Regions from separate parts of the Homo sapiens genome. Here region 1 is linked to region 2. A link is a loop called in an ENCODE intact Hi-C map of the cell type or tissue named here. Cell type or tissue: heart right ventricle. All regions are shown on one strand. Each heading gives the region's core, and the rest is flanking DNA. Links, peaks and the distances in the headings are about the cores only.

Evidence for each region. A loop is a pair of places that touch in the nucleus more often than their neighbours do. Peaks named below come from ENCODE experiments on the same cell type or tissue, not always from the same donor. Only the 100,000 strongest peaks of a DNase experiment are listed, where the experiment ranks them.
Region 1: it touches region 2 in a loop (2.0-fold over the local background); 2 of 110 quality-filtered maps call a loop at or near these places.

The regions. Positions count from the first base shown.
Region 1 is chr13:59,331,863-59,337,446 of GRCh38, forward strand. No RefSeq gene overlaps it. Among named protein-coding and RNA genes, the nearest start is that of DIAPH3-AS1, 680 kb to the right of the region's middle. In heart right ventricle, for the core only: no CTCF peak of the experiment used is centred there; no DNase peak of the experiment used is centred there; H3K27ac peaks cover 1,547 bases.
Region 2 is chr13:59,474,607-59,480,190 of GRCh38, forward strand. It overlaps the pseudogene RNU7-88P. Among named protein-coding and RNA genes, the nearest start is that of DIAPH3-AS1, 540 kb to the right of the region's middle. RefSeq lists an enhancer at 3,925-4,742. In heart right ventricle, for the core only: a CTCF peak has its summit at 2,590; a DNase peak (open chromatin) is centred at 1,973; H3K27ac peaks cover 4,536 bases.

The DNA.
Region 1 (5,584 bases), core at 217-5,216, 140 kb before region 2:
GTGTGTGTGTGCGCGTGTGCGTGTGTATAAAAAGTTTTATGCCAGGGTGGTGGCTATTTAGGAGACCAGGTGGGAGGACTGCTTGAGTCCAGGAGTTTGAGGCTGCAGTGAACTATGATCACACCACTGCACTCCAACCTGGGCAGCAGAGCAAGACCCCATCTCTAGAAAATAAGTAAATAAACAAAGAGTATTAAAAGCAAATTTGGGATAATATATTTAATCTAGCTTTGTGTGTGTGTGTGTTAAAAACATTTAATATGAGATCTACCAATAACTAATTTTTAAGCATACAATATAATGTTAACTATAGTAATGATATTGTACAGCAAATTTCTGTTTTCTTGCATAACTGAAACTTCATACCCTTTGAATAGAAACTCCTCATTTCCCCCTTTCCCCAGCCCCTGGCAACCACCATTTCTATTCTGCTTCTATAAGTTTGACCATTTTAGATACCTCATAATTCATATTTAGTATTCTCTCCTCCCTAGGTAATTTTATTTTGGTCATTTTCCCGAACCTGTAAATATTCATGGAAAATAGTTTTTGATGGCTATATAGCATTTCATCATATAAATGTATCCTAATTTATTTAACCATTTCTCTATGGTTAAATAATTATGTTCTTTATTGTTTATTACTACATAACTACATCATTAATGCCTAAAAATATGTATGTGCCAACAGAAAACAAAATTGACTTAAAAATATATAGGGAAGTTCCTAAAGAGATAAAATATTATTTATTTTTAAAAATCTGTTCTATTTTCTTTCTCCTTAGAGACACAAACTTTGGTAGTATATTTTAAGCATTTAATAGGTGTGCTTTGGTTTTCTTCTTTTTTCTCATAAATGAATTTGCAATCAATTAGCTTAATTCTATTGAGTCTAATGATTCTCTCTTGTCTACATGCCAAATTTTCATTTTATCTCAACTATCTTCATTTGAGAGTTTTATTTTTTATTACTCGTATAAGCATTTTCCTGTTTGCATTCTCTAACATATTTTTGGACAATAGTGAGGATAAAATAGAATAAAATATTCAAATAATTGCACAAATACTGTTCTGAACACAAACCTAACATCACCATCAGAGCTGAAATAATAGCTGACATATTATCTGTATACACCAGCAGCAGAAATTACTACTAGCTAGTCAGCCTAGGAATCATAATATTAATAATTTATTGGAAGGGCATGAAGTTGTTTATAGGACCAAAAGGAAGTAAGATGGGAATAGGCAGCAGGCAGTCCCTATCTCAGTCACAGGAAACACCTGGAAGTCCCGCCTTGGCACTGCTATGATAAGAATAAATAAAATCTGTTTCTGCGTCATCCCATTCAAGGTTCAGTTTTCCCTTGAGGAAGTATATCTAGTTGGTCAAGATGCTCTTGACAGTACCGGAGTTAAGAAGAAGGATCTATATAGAGTAAGGGATCTACATGGCCTTTTTAGTTTCTCTAGTAAGAAAGCAAGCACATGGAGTTACCTTTCCACTCAGTCTTCATGGGATGAAGGAGAGGGAATTACTGGAGGGAGAGTTGGGGTCCTCTTCAGTAAAAAAAAAAAGAAAAAAGAAAAAAGAAATGAATGCTAGAATGCAAAGCTCCATGAGGGCAGGAATCTATCTTTTTTGTTCACCAGTGCAACATATAGTAGGTAGTTAGTAAATATTTTTTGACTGGAATTGGATAGGCACCAAAAACAGGAGGGAAGGAAGGAAGGAAAAAAGGAAAAGAAAGGGTAAGATCTAAAAGTAATTCTAAGGTAAATTTTATTTTAATAAATGGAGAGTCAAGCTAGGTGACACTTTTCTTTCAACTACAATAAGGAATGACTCTAAAGTAATGTAATCGATTTTCTTGGGTGGTTCACATATTGACTTTGAAGGCAATTTTCAAAGGGAAGCTCTAAAATGATCTTAAACAATGGCAGTAATGTTGGTGTAATATAGAACTCCCCTGTGGGGGCATTTTAAAGGACTCATTTGTATGTTTAAGTCCTGCTATGTAGGCTTTTAAAAAATTCATTTGTGGTTATACATTGAATATTTTCTATAAACTAATTGGTTAAGGAAAGCAATGTGAGGTATAGGAATACTAAGAGAAAAAGCAGGAAGGCCATCACTTTAAACATGATAGGCTTAATAAAATTTACAGATCAAATATAATTTCAGAGACCTAAATGATTTCTGAACACATTTTCAAGGCCTGCTAAAAGCTATACTAATAGTTACTATATATCTAATACTGACTATGTATAAGGCATTTTACATTGAATTATCTATAATACTCATAACAACCACCCTGCTAAATAGATACTGCTGCTCCAAATTTACAGGTTAGGAAATTGAGGGTCATAAAGGTTGAATTGCCCAAAGTCATGCAGTCAAACGAGACAAAGCCATGATTTGAATCCCAGTTTGTTCAGTGCCATACCTTGAATGCAATACTGAATGTATACCTTAAATGCAATATTTTTACACTAAAAGCAAAAGGGCAAATGAGGCAATGTCCTCTTCTAAGATATGAATTAATGAGTATATTTATTACTTGCCTACACCTCCAAAATGCTCATGCACAAACCATTTAACATATTTTCTAAATGATGTGAAACTCAAGCAAGCAATTAATGTTATCAAACCCTTCCTTTAATTTTTTAAAACCAACTTATTTAACCATGTTTAAAATCTAACCACTCACAGGTTCATTGCAGCATTACTCACAATATCCAGGATACGGAATCAACCAACGTATCCATCAAGAAATGAATGGATAAAGAAAAAGTGGTATGTACGTACAACGAAAGATCATTCAGCCTTTAAAAAGAAGGCAATTCATTTGAGATAATATGGTTGAACCTAGTGCACAAAATACTAAGTGAAATAAGGCAGGCTCAAAATCAAATACTGCATGTTCTCACTCGTATGAGGAATCTGAAAACATTGAACTAGAGAAGTAGAGAGTATAATGGTGGTTACCAGGGGCTAGCAGGAGGGAGATGGGGAGATTCTGATCAAAGGGTACAAAGTTTTAGCTAGACAGAAGGAGGAGATCTATTGCACAGCATCGTGACTGTACGTAATAATAACATAGTATACATTTCAAAATTGCTAATACAATAGATTTTAAATGTTCACACCATTATCGCTTCTCGGCCTTTTGGCTCAGATCAAGTGAAATGTTCACACCACAAAAAATGAGTATGTAAGGTGATGGATACATAAGTTTGATTTAATAATTTCATAATATACACATATATCAAAACATCATATTATACCCCATAAATATATTCATTTGTCAATTAAAAATTAAAAATCAAATCATGTAGCCATATGTAATATTAATTTTAAAAATCAAAAGTACTTGAAACATTACTAAATTGATAGTGATAAACTTTCCATTAAGTGAATGGAACTTTAGCATATGATTCACATTTGCACTAAATTTATATTTTATGGCAGAAAAAAATGTCTTGTTTTCTATAATCACCAAGGAATAGGCCCATGGATATCCCTTGTAAGGACTCCTTGATGCCAGAGCCTATCAGCATAAAAAAGTAATAAAAGGGAGCTCACAAAGATCTAAAAAGTTTATGGAAAGAACAACTACTTCATAATGAGAGTTTCCAGATCACAAAGTAGAAAGAAGAAATCCAACTATAAATCTATATTCAGAGTATAGCAGGGGAAATAGGATATGAGGTAATTTTTTGCCTTATTTTTGAGCAGCACAAATCTTATGAACGGAGGTGGAAGTTATTCAATAACATTTATTGCAAGGTCTAGTTCAGTGCCTTCCACGGGTGTGCAGTCAAAAAATCTTATTTGGAGATGATATTTATGCAATGATAATCAGTCTATTTCAGCACAGCAATTTTGGGGGAGAATATTGTCTGTACTGAGGTTAAGCTTTGTCAAGTAAAATAATAAAAGGAAGGGCAAAGACCAGATGTGAAAAGTATTCAAAAGAGAAATTAAGGTTTATGCAAAATTTGCACAAGCATTGGCAATTACAATTCAGAAAAGTAAATGCATTTTCAGAAAACTTAGAAACACATTTGGCTACATGTAGAGAATGCATTGAAATCATACATGAGTTTCTTCTCCTCTCCAACTTTACCAACTGATGCCTATTTATTTACTCATTCAAAGACTAAAGATGAGGATACAGAAGGATTCTGACCCTTGTTTCAAGGAAGGGGGGATCAATTATATATAATTGAGTCCTATCACCTTTGCTTCTTGAGGTCTATGAATACTAAATTAAATTATAAGGACTACTGTAGTTTTGTAACATAAGAAATTAAACCAGGTAATTTTTTAATACCATGATTTAATGGTTTGGGTCAACTATATTAAATGCTTTAATATATAATATCAACTTAGGTTGATTTTAAGTTGAGAATCCTTATTTTCCTAGCCTGAATTAAAATTTATTTTCTCGTTACAACACACACAAACACACACACACACCAGGCCGCTCTCAGTGGACACTCAATGCTGATATATAAACAGAACATGTGTCAAAACAAAAACAAAAACAAAATCCAAGCTGACAGTTAATTTAGGAAAACCTATAGTTTTTATGAACATTTTATTTTTGATATAACTTTTATATGATATTTAGAAATAATAGAACTTTATATTATTCTTTGTCTACCTATTAAAAATAGAAACTTAAGGAATAACTTATGGAAAGGAATAAAATGAAGAAAAAGGAAAAGGTACTGCAGCTGTGACATTTATTTAAAGGTAGCATGTAGAATTATTTCACTACATTCACCACAAACATATTCGACATGTATGTTTTAGAAGTTGTTAAAAACAATAGGTAAAGTTCAAAAAGCAAATAACCAGAGTTGAGTCTGTTACCTTGACAGTCCCAAATTCTCATTTAACGATTGTATGCTCAGTAAAAAGAAAGCTACCCAGTCAACAGGACACTTGTTAGAAACCCAAATGGGAAAAAGGTCACTTACTGCAAACTTCAGGTTACCCAAAACCAAATCAGTTCTATGCTAAGGTTCGATTTTAGTTTTCTTAGAATTCTCTATATCCCCCTTCCTTTTTTGATGCATACACCCAGTTTGAAACTCAATGGTTGGCAGAACTCCATCTACAATTTCAGCTGTCAATCAAGAACAGTCACTTTCACTTGATCTTTTCTGATAGAGAAAGTTGGAAAGAAAAAAACCCAGGTTGTTTAGTTAGCAGAGACAATGAAACATAAGGAGAGATATTTCTCTTCCATTAATAGAGGAGATACGCAGCAAGTCAAGCAATGGAAGGGCAGGAAGCAGCCTTGTCCCCAGGAGCAGCAATCAGCCAAACAGCCTGAAAGGATCAACTAAAAATAAAAATGACTTCCTTTCTCTGGGGATTCTCATTTTACACAGTCTGCTCTCTGCGTCCATACTGTAACTTCATCTCTGACTTCATTCGGCAGGGAAGTATGATTTCACAACTTAAACAGACCCAGTTTACAGTAAATCTTTGCACGCAGACAACAGCAGGAAGCCTTGGGAGCAAGTCACTTTGAAAATAGGGAGGGCAAAACTGTATGTTGCATTGAGACAAG
Region 2 (5,584 bases), core at 155-5,154:
GACAAGAAATGGGGAGCTGCTTTTTGATGAGCAAAGTTTCAATCATGCAAGATGAAAAAACTTCTAGAGGTCTGCTGAACAACATTGTGCTTATAATTAACAATATTGTCATGTATGCTTAAATATTTGCTAAGACAGATCTCGTGTTAAGTATTTTGTATCAAAATTAAGAGAAAGTAGATATGTTAAAATTGAAAGTAAGAACCAAATAAGTGGAAAGAATTACAGTAGTATAAATTTTGCTTCTAGACCTATGGCCAGCCACAGTCCAAAACTGCTTTTGGTTTTGTTTTTCAAAGTATATTCCACAATTTTCCATGGCAACTTCCTCCATTACCCTTAGGAAATTTTTCTTTAAATGTGTCCTAACTCTGTCATTAAATACAGCATTTGTTTAAGTTTAAATATTTTATTTAGTACTTGTCCATATCCCTGGGATTTGTGTGTGTGTGCTTTTCCTTCCTTATACCATAAATATTTTTTTTAAATGCCTCTGAGACTTTCCTTGGTATTGTCCAGCAGATTGATGATCCTTAAACTTCATTATGCACTTGAGGCCAGAAGTTCAAGACCAGCCTGAGCAACATGGCAAAACCCCATCTCTACTAAAAATACAAAAGTTAGCCCAGCATGGTGGCTTATGCCTATAATCCCAGCTACTCAGGATGCCGAGGCAGGAGGATCACTTGAACCCAGGAGGGGAAGTTCAGTGAGCCAAGATCATACCACTGCACTCCAGCCTGGAAAACAGAGGGAGACCCTGTCTAAAACAAACAAACAAGCAAACAAACAAAAACAAACTTCATTTTAAAATAACCAATGCAGCCAGCAAGGTAGTTATCTCATCTGATTTTATTTTCTTGGTTATACTTTTCACTTTGTTACGTAGGCCTTGCCTTTCAAATGCCAGGAATTATATTCAATTTACCTCTTCTCTTCACATGTAACTACACATATTTAAATTTAATTAGAATTATATAAAATCTAAATGTTAGTATCCTAGTCACATTAGCCACATTTAAAGCACTCAACAGCCACATGTGGCTACATTACTGTATTGGACAGGACAGATAGAGAACATTTTTATCATTGCAAAAAGTTCTATTGGATGGCTCTGTACTAGATCCTACCCTTACCCTCCAAAATCCCTACTCATAATTAGCATATTAGCAGAACACAGCCTCTAAAGAAATCTCACTTGTCTCATCTGAAAAAGTGAGGATAACACTTTTTTGACTCAGGAAAGAGGACTGACCCACATTTCCTTTGAGGTTCCTTACCAGTATGATAGCCTCATTTTTGTGAATCCACTAAAACTTAACCCTTGGTCAGGAAGACAACTCCATTATAATAATGTTTCTCTGGAAAAAATCAAACTTGAATGACATCATCTCAATTCACAGCTTCTTTGCCAAGAATATAACCTACTTAAGTGTAGGAACTGCATTCCAGCTCCACAAATTCCTTATTAGGTCCAATATGGCAGGTGGTACTTAAACCATATCAGTTTTTTCACACCCCAGCAGGCCTTGAAATCACTGTGATAAGAGAATCTGCCTCTCTAAGAAGGGTCACAGCATGCCTATAAGAAGACATCTGGGAAGCAGAACATTTATTTTAAAATGCAAACTACGTAGTCCTGTAAGTAATTAATTGGGGAACATAAGTTGTATTTGAACTAAAACGGAACCTTTGATTACACTTAATGTCAGCTGGATGATTAATGTATCAAGTGTTTGCTGTTTACTAAACAAAGGATTTGTCTTTTTTTACCATCTGAAAAATTTTGTCTAAAACACTTATTTTCAGAGATGTGATCATTTCTTTGGCACTTATTGGACTGTTAAATTGAATTCATGCTGTCCTTCCACGTTTCCCAGACTACTCAGGAAGTATGAAAATGGGAACTGATGAGCAAGGCCTGGACATGTTTCCACATCTACTGTGTTCATGTTTGTTAATGCAAGTCAGCCCTGCACAGAGATCTACCACCTGGACCAAGAGCAGTATACTTTGCTGCTTGGGCAGCTTTCCTTCCATGTCTAAAACAGAGTAACTTTCCTAAATTGGGATATTACTCATTTTTATCACAAACCTTGTGGAGATTAACGTATTATATCAGAAACCATCTAAAATGCACAGATACAATTAAATGACCATAATTCCCAATGCAAAATATAACAGGAAAGATTATCAAACCACTCTCCCTCTACCCTTCAAGTCTTAATCTTGGCTCTAGGTTTTCCTGAGCAGGAAAAATGAATTGGGGGAGAAGTGAGTGCTTCTCTCCATCCTTGCACTAACTTTCCTAATCTTTAATTGTGCCAATTCAACTTCGTTGTGTTATTCTTGGCTTCTCGCCTCATGAGGGACCAGAAGTTTGTAAGCACATAGAGGAAGCAGTGGTTTTTACCTTGGGGCTCATCAACCTCCAGAAAATAAAAGCAAAATTATATAAATACCTGCATTTCTTTTCTTGGGAGAAGGTTAATAGTTTTCATTAGATTTTGAAAGAAGTCCATGATCCAGAAAAGATTAAAAAGTCTCAATTTTGATGGATTTGGAATAGAATCAAGTCACTGATGAAGTTACTGCCTCTGCCACTAGTGGGGGCAGTGAGTGGGTACAACACAGCAGCCAGAACCTGTGTGTCAAGAGCCCTTCTCTCATCCCAGCTTTTAATAGTTGAGATGCGATCAACAAACACTGATGATAGACTTTAAGTCCCGTGATACTGTGATTTATAATGAGAAATACATATTTGGTCCGTATTCTCATTTCTGACACACAGCTCCTAAAATCCTAGTAATTTCCTAAGTGATAAGAGTTACGGAAGTATCTTTGGTTATAATATTTGGTCTTTTGTCCCAGGTTCCTAAAATAGCTCCAGAGTGTTTCTTGTTATGCATACCAAGCCCCTTTCAACCACACCCAAGTTTATATTAATGAGGTGATTTTTCAAAAGCCCCTAGAAAATCACTGGATGGGGGCTAGATGCCAGAGGAATTAATCATGTGATTAGAAGGTTGGAACTTTACCCCTAACCTCCGAGGGGCAAGGAGCTGAAGCCTGAATTGATCATCACTGGTCAATAATTTCATCAATCATGCCTACAGAATGAAATGTCTATGAAAACTCAAAAGGACAGGGTTTAGAGAACTTCTGGGTTGGTGATTAAGGAGGATGACATGCCCAGAGTGGGCATGGAAGCTCTGTGTTCCTTCCTTCATGCCTTGTCCTTTGCATCTCTTCCATTTAGCTGTTCTTGAGTTAACTGGTAAATGTAAATAAATGTTTTCCTGAGTTTTGTGAGCCATTCTAGCAAATTATCAAACCCAAGGAGGATGTCACAGGACCCTCTGATTTATAACCAGCCAGTCAGAAACACAGGTGACAACCTGGACCTGTCAGCGGCCTGAAGTAGAGGCCGTTTTTTTTGTTTTGTTTTGTTTTGTTTGTTTTTTTGAGACGGAGTTTCGCTCTGTCGCCCAGGCTGGAGCGCAGTGGCACAATCTCGGCTCACAGCAAGCTCCACCTCCCAGGTTCACGCCATTCTCCTGCCTCAGCCTCCCGAGTAGCTGGGACTACAGGCGCCCACCACCACGCCCAGGTAATTTTTTGTATTTTTAGTAGAGATGGGGTTTCACCGTGTTAGCCAGGATGGTCTCCATCTCCTGACCCTGTGATCTGTCCGCCTCGGCCTCCCAAACTGCTGGGATTACAGGCGTGAGCCACCACACCTGGCCAGTCTTATGGGACTGATCCCGTAACCTGTGGGATTTGATGCTATCTCCAAGTAGATCGTGTCAGAATTGACTTAAATTGTAGGACACACAGTTGGTGTCTACAGAGAATTGGAGAATTGCCTGGTGTGGAAAACCCACACATCTGGTGTCAGAAGTAAAGTATTGAGGGTAGTAGAGAGTAGAGGAAAAAAAAAAAACAGTTTTCCTTTAGTTGGTGGAGAGAAGGAAATAGTTTTCCCTTACAGCCCTGAAAGATTGGCTGGTGACATGCGAGAGCTCTGATTGCAATAACATTCACCATTATTTGTTGATACACATTCTTCCATTTAATCTTAATACTCCTTCAAAGCGGTATGATTACCCCATTAAAAGATGAGAAAACCGAGAATCAAACTGGCTAACTAATTTGTTCAAGATGACAAAGTTACCACATTGCAGCACTAAAATTAGAGCCCAGGTCACTCTGATTCAAAAAGCTTATTCATTAATACTGCCCAGCTAGGAATATCTGTCCAGCTTCTAGGAATGGACCTTCAATTCTATCATCCCACCTAAATCTGAAAAGGTAGCACATTTCATGATTCTTCCAGCAGGGCAAAGCAAGGCTAATTTTAGAAGTCTAATGAGAAAGGATTAAGGTACTTCCTGTTAGACAGTCAACACGAGTGGCTCTCATTAGCAACAATAAAAACCCAGCTTGTACGGTCGGTCGGCAAAAGTAGCAGCCTCCGCTTTCTTTTGTGATTCTCAGCTGGGTTGCCCCTTTAAGAAGCTTAGCCCACATAGTCACATTCACAGATCTTCTAAGTCAAAATCTCTTTTAAAAACACCCAGGAGCGATCCCTAACTACCAAGGAGTAAGACATCCTTTCAGGAAAGAACGTTGAAGAGATTTATCTGAATGTCAGCAAGTTTCACCCAGTCAAGAGAAATCCATCTAGAAAAGAGATTTTATACAATTTGTGAATTTTATTCAATTCAACTTTTATTTATAGTTGCTCTATGTAGGAATTGTGCAGAATGCGGCAGAAGAAGGTAAAATGTACAGAATGGGATGTTCTCCACCGGAGGTTCACAGTTCATTGGTAGAGACAGATACACATCCAATATGTACAGTCCAGCAGACAGTACTAAGTTGGAAAATTGATTTCCAACCAAAATGCAAGAGGAGAACAAGAGAGGGAGACAGTGTTTCTGATTGTTGGGCAGGGTAGAGACAAATCTGAGAAAAGCTTGTGGAGAGTATGGGCTCTGTGGATAGAGGCAAGTAAGATGTGGATGAATACTAGCATCCCAAAAGCATAGAAGCAGAGGTTGTGCAGGTATCTGGAAAAACAATAATGTCCTGGGAAGGCCAGAGAGTAGAGGGACAGGCCCATCCTGTAGACCCACGCCACTCAAAGTGAGGTCAAAGCCAGAGCATCCTCGGAAACACCTGGAAACTTCAACATACAAAAAGCCCAGGCGCCACCCTGGACCAAATGCATCAGAATCTGCATTTTTACAAGATCCCCAGGTGACTCATATGCACATGAATGTTTGAGAAACATTGCTGCAGACAATGGGGAGCCATTGGAGGTCCCTGGGTGAGAGGAGTAATCTCTTCTTAAATGTGCTTGGGAAATGCAACTTTAGGAAGCACAGTAGAGGGCACACAGAATGACCAAATGAATGAACAGTTATTCAACCAACAAAGTCTTTTGAAAATATGAATGTTAAGTGTTACAGCTCTTTTAGAATTGGTCTAGCAGGTTTTCTGGTTTGCACTAGAAAAACCATAGAAAGTGAAAATAGAAAATAATATGAATAGTCCTCTATTGGAAGGATGATTAATAAAT